Linked DNA regions of Homo sapiens: region 2 is linked to region 1. Evidence: read pairs that join two places in POLR2A ChIA-PET (ENCODE). Cell type or tissue: endothelial cell of umbilical vein. All regions are shown on one strand. Each heading gives the region's core, and the rest is flanking DNA. Links, peaks and the distances in the headings are about the cores only. Region 1 has its middle 260 kb from the start of MAT2B. Region 2 has its middle 200 kb from the start of MAT2B.

Evidence for each region. Peaks named below come from ENCODE experiments on the same cell type or tissue, not always from the same donor. Only the 100,000 strongest peaks of a DNase experiment are listed, where the experiment ranks them.
Region 2: POLR2A ChIA-PET joins it to region 1 with 15 read pairs; 2 of 35 experiments call an interaction of 5 or more read pairs at or near these places.

What each region holds. Positions count from the first base shown.
Region 1 is chr5:163,758,045-163,763,438 of GRCh38, reverse strand. No RefSeq gene overlaps it. Among named protein-coding and RNA genes, the nearest start is that of MAT2B, 260 kb to the right of the region's middle. In endothelial cell of umbilical vein, for the core only: no CTCF peak of the experiment used is centred there; DNase peaks (open chromatin) are centred at 2,768, 3,918 and 4,928; H3K27ac peaks cover 4,010 bases.
Region 2 is chr5:163,703,722-163,709,115 of GRCh38, reverse strand. No RefSeq gene overlaps it. Among named protein-coding and RNA genes, the nearest start is that of MAT2B, 200 kb to the right of the region's middle. In endothelial cell of umbilical vein, for the core only: no CTCF peak of the experiment used is centred there; DNase peaks (open chromatin) are centred at 715, 2,535 and 2,955; H3K27ac peaks cover 4,220 bases.

The DNA of each region.
Region 1 (5,394 bases), core at 274-5,273:
GTTAGATGCTATTAGTTTGTATTTAAGTCAAAAAAAAAAAAAGAGAGATAGAAAGAGAAAAGAAAAACTAAACTTCTCAAAACCCAGTGTGGCAAATAGCACTCACTGCTTTTTCTCTAACAAAAAAAGATGAAAGCAAAATGTGACTCTTTTTTTTCAGAAAAAAACAAAAAGGATTCACTATTTTTCTTTTTAGCACTTACTATATGCTTTCCATGTGATGCATATAACACAAACATGTCCCTGTTCCTTGTGAGACTTATGCTTAGATGCGGAAAGAAGACATATGAGAAGGGAAGGTGAGTAACTACATGAGATAGAATATTTTTAGTCATCTGACACTTCATAAACTCAATAGTTACAGAAGTTAAAGGGTGGAGAATCAATTCAAAACTCTTCTCCTCTCTTCCCTTCATATCCATATCCAATCATTCACCAAATCCCATCTTCTCTCCCTCCTCCCTCTCTCTCCACAACTTATTCCTACCATCACCACTGCTCCTCCCTTGTTCTGGTCACCAGCATCTCTAGCCTTGACCATTTCAGCAGCCTTTGCAGACTCCAGTCTTTCTGCTCCCATACTGAACTTTGATTAGTGTTTTTAAAATGCAAACTTAATTAAATCACCTTCACTGCTTAAACCACTTTGAGGATACCCCACAGATGTCAGAAAAAATCAAAATTACATTAAATGATACAAGAGTTCTTCATTCTCTGCCTGTCTCTGCAGCTTTATCTCCCAACATTCTTCTTCATATTCAAGGCCAGACTGAATACCAAGGTCTCCCATCTCTGGCCTTTGGCAAGCTGTCTTCTCACTGCCCAGAATGACCTTACCCTCACTCATTTTCTTATGTCTGGATTATTACTGTTTATTCTTTTTAATTTAGTTTTAGATGTCATCTCCTCTGGGAAGGACTCTCTGACCCTTCATAAGACAGACAGAGAGATAGATCCCACACATATACTTAACAGCTATTCCACCTGGATACTCCTCCAGCATCTTGTATTTACCCTAATCTAGATACCACATTGGAATTTCTGTTTGCATCTCTGACTCTCCGCTAGACTCAAAGTTCACTGATACCTGCAGTTCCTGCATTGTAGTAGATTTCCAGTGCCTCGCAAAGATTCTAGCAGACATTAAGTACTCAGAAAATGCATATTAAATGACTGAGTAGGTTGGAGTTTCCGGAAGAGAAGTTAGGAAAGAGATGGAGTTCCAAATCAGATTTAGAGGAGTGTAAACAGGTAAAATGGAATGGAGGGAGACTTTCCAATAATTTTTGATAAACAATGGAGCTTACTAAAATGCAAATATCCTTGTGGTTAACACTCAAAGATATTGTTTATCACTGAGTTTGTTCCAATTTAAAGCCAGGCACTACGTAAATAAGAGAGAATGTCAGAGGGAATAAACTTTTGGGGGTGAAAGAAAACAAAACTCATTATTTCTAAATGAAACCCCTCCATTTTAGCCCGTTTATTCTTCCAATCGGCAAAATTTTTCAAACTTCAGTTAGGAAAAGAGACCTTAGATAAATGTTTTAAAATATTTGTTTCCAAAACATTAAGTGCTATGTTGTGATTGAAATAAAATATATACCTTGTAGGAGAAAGCAGTATTTAGTGGTTCTCACTATAATGGGAAACCCAAATGTCTTTATCTGACTCTTCATATCTCTCCATCCTGGCTTCTTAAAAAATCTCTTTATTCTTCTTCTTTTTGCTACCATTTCTAGTCCCATAAAATAAGAAATATTCCCAGGTAAACCTTAGTTGTATTCTTATATCTCTCCCTTTTTACATCTCGTAACTTTTTCTGGAATACCTTTCTCTTTCCAGAGCTGATAAACTCACTCATTAATGCTCAATTCAAGTTCTTACCTCCTCTGTGAAGTCATTTCTATCCCCTCCAAAAGTGACCCAATTCTCTCATTTCCATTCTTTCATAGTGGTCTATCTTTATTTAAATACTTTCCAAAGAGCACTAGTTTCATGGAATGTCAATAGGTCATACAGGGAACTACAGTTTTCATTTTCTATAAATTGTGAAATATTTGGCTAAAGATGTAGCATTTCTGCATATTTTAATATGCTAATATGCACTATGAAACTTAAGGGATTATGGTTTGATGCATTTTTCCCAATTTTATACAATCATAAAATTTTTGTAACCAGGAATCCCTTTCTTCACCAAATAACTTGTGTTCTTCCAAATATTTTGGGAAATGTGACTTATTATGTGGTTATCTACATGTCCCAGAGAGTCTTCCTGGAAATAGGATTCATTTCTTATTGCTCTTTGCAACCTCAATAATCAGCACATAGTAGGTTGTTAATAAATATCTCTATGAATTAATTTATAGAAAGAGGAGAAGGTACTGAAAAAAGGGTAATAGGGATGGCCAGCCCCATGTATCTCGTACGACGGAAAAAGGAAATACTCACCTAAACACATTTCCCTACCTGTGCAGTCCAACATAACATGACTTAATTACAAGTCATAGAAATCCAACTCAGCCTAAACTTTACTAAACAGAAATGTCTTGGTAATGTGGTGGAATACTGGAGTAGGTTACAGATTTGATGGGGAGGTTGCAAAAATCTAGGACCTAGAGGAGAAGAATGAGTGACTTCATGCTGTTGGGACACAAATGCTCTCCCCACAACCATCTTTCATCATTGCAACACTGTTTCTCCTTGCACTTATGCGTCATGTCCTCTAATTGAAATCGGTTAGTCAGAATGACAGGAAACATAGGGACCTTAGCCAAAACAAATACTCTTATCAGAAAGTGCAAGCCTCATTCTCTCAATGTCTATAAGCTGACATCACTTAAGGGGTCGATTGGTCTTTGTGTAGGTCATGAGCCCAGACTTTTCTATTTCTATTGCTAGAGAGATGGATAACAGAACCAAGGCCTTACCCCAACTCTGGCCATTCCTGTATTCAGGGTCCTTAGTGCATTATCAAGAAAGGGGAGATGAAAAAGTTTGCTGAGATGACCAAGAAAGAGCTACCACTATCCACTCTAGGTGATTAAACATGGCTGTTAATGGAAAGGCTGTCCACACATTTTGCTCTCGGTAACAGGAAAATAACCCTTCCTTCTCGTTGTGGAGAGAATGATATCTTGATTTCTGTTTTGGCATCAAGCATCTCTCTCCCAATGTGAAGGAAGACCCTTCCAAAAAGCAAAGCAAAACGACATAGGGAATATATACTTAGCTTATTGAACTGGAAAGCTACTGAGTTTGTCCTTAAATGCAACTATATGAACCCTTTTAAAACCCTTGGGAGCAAGGTAATAAGAGAAACCCCTGTCTGATAGGTTAACCATGACAAGTTGGGTCTTTATTTCCTGTGTTGTTGTCGTTTTCCTGGTTAGAGAAAGCACAATTTGACCCCCAGACTACCCATAAAATCTGGTTAAAAATAAGGTGAGTTGTACACAAGGCTGTTATAATCTATAAAAATCCAACATTATTTAATATTTATCTTTTCCACCATACTGGGAAAAAACATTTGGAAGAGCCATTTATATTTTACTTTACTAGACTGCTTACCTAGAATTTCCCAGTCATCAATAAAGCAGAGTTTAATTTTTGAGAGACATAAAGAAAAATGAAGAATTAAAATTGTAATTGGAAAAATTGCCTCAATCAAAATCGCACTTCAAGATGCTTGAATGGATGGGCTAAATAAGTTCAGGCATCCATTAGTTTCTAAATTGAATTAAAATATATTGAGTGCTAATTCAAAAATCTAAAGGCAGCCAGCTGGAATAGAATGGGAGTCATCTGGATCTAAAAGGGGAGTGCAGACAACACAAAGCAAGGAAAGATGATGGCATTTTTGCTGACCTGAAACAACAAAAAGGAAATCTTAAAAACTACTGGTAATTTATTACAGGCCATTATACTAATACTGCTGTTTGCCGCAAGCCTGCATGATGGGGGGTCCATTTTGATTCCACACATCACAACAGCACCGTTCTAACCCTCCTCTCTGCTCCTCCCATATGAAGCCCTTTTTCTCTGCCATTTGCTGTGTGCAGCATGGATGACCTATGGTAATTGCTGAATACATTTTCACCCATATTTTTTAGCAAATGTAATTTCCTTTTGATGCTGCCGCGTTGTCCCCCCACCCTGCTGGGACAGTGAACTCCAATAATCATGCCACTAACATTCAGATAGAGATCAAGTGATGCAGCCAGCTGTATCACAACTTTTGACTTTCAACTTTGTACTTACTTGGGTGCACATATTACCATTTGAGGAAATGAAAAACATTTTTTTCTCTAATGAAAATAGCTTTTGGCCTTAGGTGAAGCTGGTAGAATTGTCCTGAGTTAAAAAAATATATATATATATATCTTTTATATAATTTGGCTCTAACAAAAGTCCTTTTTAAAAAAAAGTGAATGCTTTTTTCTAATACATTTTCAAAGGACCCCATGATTAAATTACTAATTAGTATGGTTTTGAAGAAATGGTCCTATTTTTAAGACTGCCCTCCAAATATTCCAAGTCTTTAAAATAATTTTTTGAAGGAAAGAAGAGGAGGCAGAGAAAAGAGGGGAAAAAGGTTGAATAACAAATTATTTCAAAATTTAGTGGCATAAAACAACCAATCGTTATGTTCATGGATTCTGTGGCTCAGAAATCTGAACAGGGCACAGCAGGAATGGCTTGTCCCTGCTCCCTGCTGTCTGGAACCTCTGCTGGAAGACTTGAGAGCTGAAGTCTGGAAGCATCAGAAGGCTCACTCATTCAGATGTCTGGCAGTCAATGCTGGCTTTGTACCAGACACCTTAGCTGAGGCTAGTGTCAGCTGGAATACATAGGCATGGACTCTCAGCTGGACCTGGGTTTTCTCACACCCTGGCAGCTTGGGACCAATATACAATCCCCCAAAAGATCGGGTGCAACATGCCATGTCTTAGTATCACTTGCCAAGAACACCCAGTGAATTGATGAACTAACATTTCATTGGAGCCAGCCAGGAAATAGTATGTCATTTGAACCAAGGTCACTGTCCACTTGATGTCATCACGGAAGAAGGAAGGAAAGCTGCCCAAGAAGAGAAAAATAAGCCTGGCAAGTTGCCAAATTTTGAATTGAATATTTATCCAAAGAAGATTGTTTTTATACCTGAAGAGTTTGAATTAACTTTGAACTTAAAGTTTAAATACTTTCTGTTGCCTGCTTAAATGAGAATCCAAGAACAAGATGAAGTCAGTTATAAAAATCATAGACAGCCACTTGACTTTTATGTCTGAGTTGTAGAAAACACATCTTTGGTCCTAGTAAACAAGGAATCTGTGCAAGTTTTCAATACGTTAAGAACAAGCTTTTCTTTGGAGCATAAGCTCCTTGAGGTGATGA
Region 2 (5,394 bases), core at 246-5,245, 54 kb after region 1:
ACAACTCACCTCATGCCTCTTTTTCCCTTATTTTTACTTATTCTTTACTAAAAATATGGATCAATTCTAATACCTAACACATTAACTGCGTCCAGTTTTGTTTCTTTTCAGTCCTTATCCACAGACATGTCTATCTGATGTAGTTGCAAAGATGTTAAAAGATTTTACATTTTACTCTCTATTTAATTTTATAGATGAGACTCTTATTTTAAACAATTGTATGTTTTAATTCAAAGAAAAAAGTAATTCTATGAGGTTTTGACTGGAGATAGCTTTCCACCAAAGTATAAACCCTAAAAGCAAACACAGCTATAAAAATTAATTACACCAAATTGCTTCAGCAAGGTAAACAGCAAACCCAGGACCAAGTGTTAAAACTTGAGAGAGTCAATTATCAAGCTATCTAGTAAAAGCCTCCAAAAAATCGATAATCCTCCAGCCTGACTTTCATGATGACATTAGAAAGAGCATTTAACTTTTTTATATAAAGAACAATCTCATGGAAAGCTGGTCTATGTTAATCTTTTAAACCTATTACCAACATTTTATGCATCATAATCCTAGCTAAACCGGAATATATACATATATATATATATGTATATATATATATATATTTAGGTTCGCGCAACAACAGCACTTTCTAAAAGGGTCCCTGCCAGGCAATAACACTATTCATTTACTAAATATTGCCTGGGGAGCCAGCCATGCATGACTCATTAACACAGATGGAAGTTTCACATTATATCCCAGGTCCGTGGAACAAATGGAGTGACCCGTTATTGTTTCTTCTCCTTTCATATCTATGTAATGTGGATTGTAAAGAGAATTTGATCTGCTCTGCTTTACTCCACTGCCAGATGCCATTAGATTCATATTTTGAGTTTGTTTCTCCTTTGTACCCAGGTATCATTTATCCTCATGAGTATACAGGTAGAGAAAAATCCACACCTTAAGCCATTATCTTAAAAATAGTTCTTGATCAACCTGTTATTTCTCAATAATTTTTTGGTGAAATTGCAAGTAAGGAAAATTTGATACTCAGAAAAGTTGTTACGTAGCCTATAAACTTGTACCCTGATAGTACCAAACATTGCATGTTCTCACAAAACAGAGGAGAATTATTTTATAACAGAGTAGTCTAGCAATTTTCTTTTTCTAGTATTACTATTTTCTAGTATTACTATTACTCATGCAAATAATGAAGTTAACTTAAGGCTCTGTAAACAATTAAGTAAGAAACACTTGTTTCTAAACCTCTAACAACATGATGAAATGAATTACAGCCTATCTAACCAAGAGATTATATCAAAGCCATTGACTATGATGACATAGGTCTCTATTTATTGTCCAGGACAGATGCTTAGAATATATGACCAATTAAAAAATAAACAACAGGTCAATATGCTATCTAATCCAATTTTGTGCCTCTCTATGTGTGTGTTAGAATGCAGCACCAAAGAACAAAGAATACACACCAAAGCTTATCAGTGGTTAGCTATAGGTGGGAAGACTGCAAGTGATGCATTACCTTCTTTTCACCTGTTCATGTTTTCTGTAACCACAAAGACAAGTCCTGCTAAAAAGCTTGGGGAAAATGTCATAAAGAGAGAGGGAGAATGATTGAAAACTTCAGAGACGGATAAGCCAGCTTGTCCTTCGCTTTGATATTAGACACATAGGTGCTACTTTACATAAATGATAAATTCATTGATTTGGGTAAGAGTCAAGAATCTAACAATCAATTTGCAACTACCAGGATACAGACAGTTAAACCTTAGAAAACCAGAACGTCTTTGCCATTCTTTGTCCTGTGGTGCAGACTAGTTCAATTTCCTTACCTACATGTCCTCCATTAATTGCCTTTTCAATGGATTACTAATAAGTTTTTGATGTTAAGCAAACATCAATGCTCCTATTAAAGTGAGACCAAACACTGTGACTATTTGTTTAATAACACAGTCTGAATGAAGGACGAAGTTCAATTAGCACTGGAGCTGATACAGGCTTCATTAGGAAGGAGAGACAATTAACAAGTGGAAGGCTGCAGGAGGCACTGATGTGCACGTCATGCAGCAAGCAAAAAAGGACAAGCAGCACAGAGTTTCTTTGAAAAAACTGTAACCTGAAGACTTCAGACAGAAAGAAGGATCATTAGCACAAAATTAAGCCCCCTAATAGGGTGATCCTTATCCAGCTAGCTCCAGAAGAAATATGAGGCCAAATCACGTAATCTAACTAAACTGCAGGGTATCAGGACAATTGGAAGGAACAGGAATTATCTATCAGGTAGAACTTCACTTAGCAAAAGATTTGGTTCACAGACACTGTTCCATGGATGCTACTGAGCACTATTTTTGGAGTCAGAGGACCGACCTGTACCATTAACTAGCTGTGTGACCTTGAACGAGTCACCCAACCTCTACAGTAATCTGTTTCCTTTTTTGTAGAAAATTAGGGGAATAAACAAATGAGTTCTCCTAGCTCAAAAATTCCATCTTTTTTTATCCTAATTACTCATTCTTATCCTAGTTATCCAGGAAATCATAAATTGCTTTGTCATTAACAGTAATCATATGATTTTCTCAAATGGAATGTGGTAAGGGTGAACAAAAATGCCACAATATTTTAAAGATACATATGGACAAAAGTTTTATTTCATGACTAAAACCCCAGGATTTCTCTGATTTGTTCTAATTTCAATATACATCCTCTTTATTTTAAACCAATATGATAAGACAGATTTTTTTAAAAAAACATCTTTTCTTTACAGTGTTGAGTGTTTACAACATGGTGCCAGATATTTGGAAAGAAATAAGTGTGGCTGAAGTACGAAGAGGGGATTATTTCATCTATTAAATTGTTTAATGACAACTCAGTCACACCCCAAGGTCACTCTTGAAATCACAGCCTTGCAAAGTGGCCCACGAGACTCAGACCAGCTGCCTAGTGTCTCCTTCTCTTCCAGAGCTCCCAGGAGAGACAAAGAGCCAGCCAGCCTTCCACAGTAGAAACAGCAGACAGGAACACAGAAGCATTTTGAAGAGGGGCATGAGAATACTAAAATAAAATAGGCAAGGATATAAGATGGAGGACTGGAATAACGAAGGGTTTGAAAAGAAAAACAAGTAAGCAGTTTCACTTTTAGAAACTTATTCTCCAGAAATATTTATTCAATTGCGTAAATATTTCATTCACTCAACACTCATTCAACAAATAAGATGTGATAGCATTTGAACAGAGACCTAAAAGAGAAATGAAGAAGTCAGTCAAGCAAATATGGGGGAAGAATGGTTCAAAGGATTGTAGGCAGTGGGAACAACAAATGCAAAGATCTTAAGGAGAAATTGTGCTTATGATATTTAAGAAATAGCAGATATTTTAATGTGGCTGGTGTAATGTGAATACACGGGAATGCGGTAGAAGTCAAGGTTGGGAAAAGTAGTAGGATGCTGGCTCAGGGAGGGTCTTAAAGACCATGGCATACACTTTGACTGTTAGTGACTTAGATGGAGAGTCTTTGAGTAGAGCGATTTTTATCTGATTGAGTTTTAAAAAGATCATTCTTGGCTGCTATTGGCAAGTAGAAAAACAAGTTACAAGGTAATGACAATAGTTCAGATGAGGGGTAATGGATTGGATGACAGTGAGAAGAGGTGATTAGAAATGACCAAAATGACCAATGTCTGCATATATTTAAAAATAGAATCAGTGGAATATGCTGATGGATTTTATGTGGGTATTAGAGAAAAAGAGGGCATCAAGAGCAATATCAAGATTAAGCCTGAACTTGAGAAAAATGGAATTGACATTCACAGACATGATAAAGTCTAGGATATTCATTTTCATATAGTTTCCTATATTCCCATGAATGTAATCTAAATGGCCATGAATTGTGGAATGACTACAGAAATGATGCTACATCCATACTATGGAACCAATAAATTAAGGCAGAACCACACATCCTTTCATGGAAAGACATGCATGACATATAAATGAATCAGTCATGAGTTACAGAATATGTTCACTGTGATGTTATTAATATATATTTTATATCTATATCTACATAATTAGAAATAATATTCAACAAACTTTTTTAAACTTAAGACAGGATCTCTCTATGTTGCCCAGGCTGGTTTCAAACTCCTGAGCTCAAGTGATCTTCCTGAGCCTCCTGAGTAGCTGGGACTGTAGATGTATACCATCACCCCTGGCTAAACACAAACTTTTAATAATAGTCATCTCTATGAAAATTGGTAAGTGGAGGAGGGGTTTTCATTCTCAACTTGTGTTTTACCATTGTTTGAGGTTTTAAAAATTTAGCAATTTTACTATGGCTTTTTAACATTTAACATGTGCAATTTTTGTAATTAAAAAGTTGTCTTCTTATTAAATAAACATAAACAAGACTGCCTAGCCAGTGGAGGGGTATAGGATTGTGGTTAAGGCCTGAGATTTTGAAGTCAGACTCTAAATTCAAACACCGGCTGTACTGCTTATAGGCTATGTGACCTAGAGAAAATTGCTTTACTTCTTTGTGCCTCAGTTATTCTTGTTTCAAATGGGATAAGAGTAGTGTCCATCCGAGAAAGTGGTTGTGAGGATTAAACAGGATGATCATAAGGTTCTTAAAACAGTGACTGGCACATAGAATACACTAAACAGGAATGTTATGAATAATACTCTACCATGAAATATACCAACATAAAAGTTATAGAGTGATTTATTTTTATAGCATGAAAAAATATGTGTGTGGTTAGGGAATGTGTGCAAAGGTGGTGGGCTGAAATAGGAGAAAAATGGTAATCGAGGAAGCATAATTTGATAGCTTCAAAGATCAATAGAATGAGATAATGTTGAATTTTTAAAAAAAAGGAATCCCCATGACAAAAGATATGCATATTCCAGTTCAAAATATCAGACTGATTACTTTTTAAAGAGACTTGATCTTTTTTGAAATGTTGCTGCTATGATTGGGGCTAATCTTTTAGTACTCTTTACCATATATGCTAGAACAGACGGTGGCCCAGAATATGAGTCCTCCATTTTCTCAATATGAAGATTCCCGAAATGTTTTTTAGCCAACTTCAGTATATTAACTTCAACTTAGAGACAAAAAGTTAAATATTTTCCTCTAAGGTTTATTTTTTGTACATTTCTATATGCAAGTGTATTTAAAATCACATATTGTATGAAGTACATTAATTTAGACATAGTTTAGATATATTACTCCTTACTATCCTCACAATACTTGGAATAACTTTCTTGGAATTCTTCACATGCGTCTTCATCATCATGTCATTATCATCTCTGGATGCATATTTTGAGATGTCTAACAGTCTTCTAGCACTCATTATATTCTCTTCCATCTAAGTTGTTTGAAATTGTGCATGATGC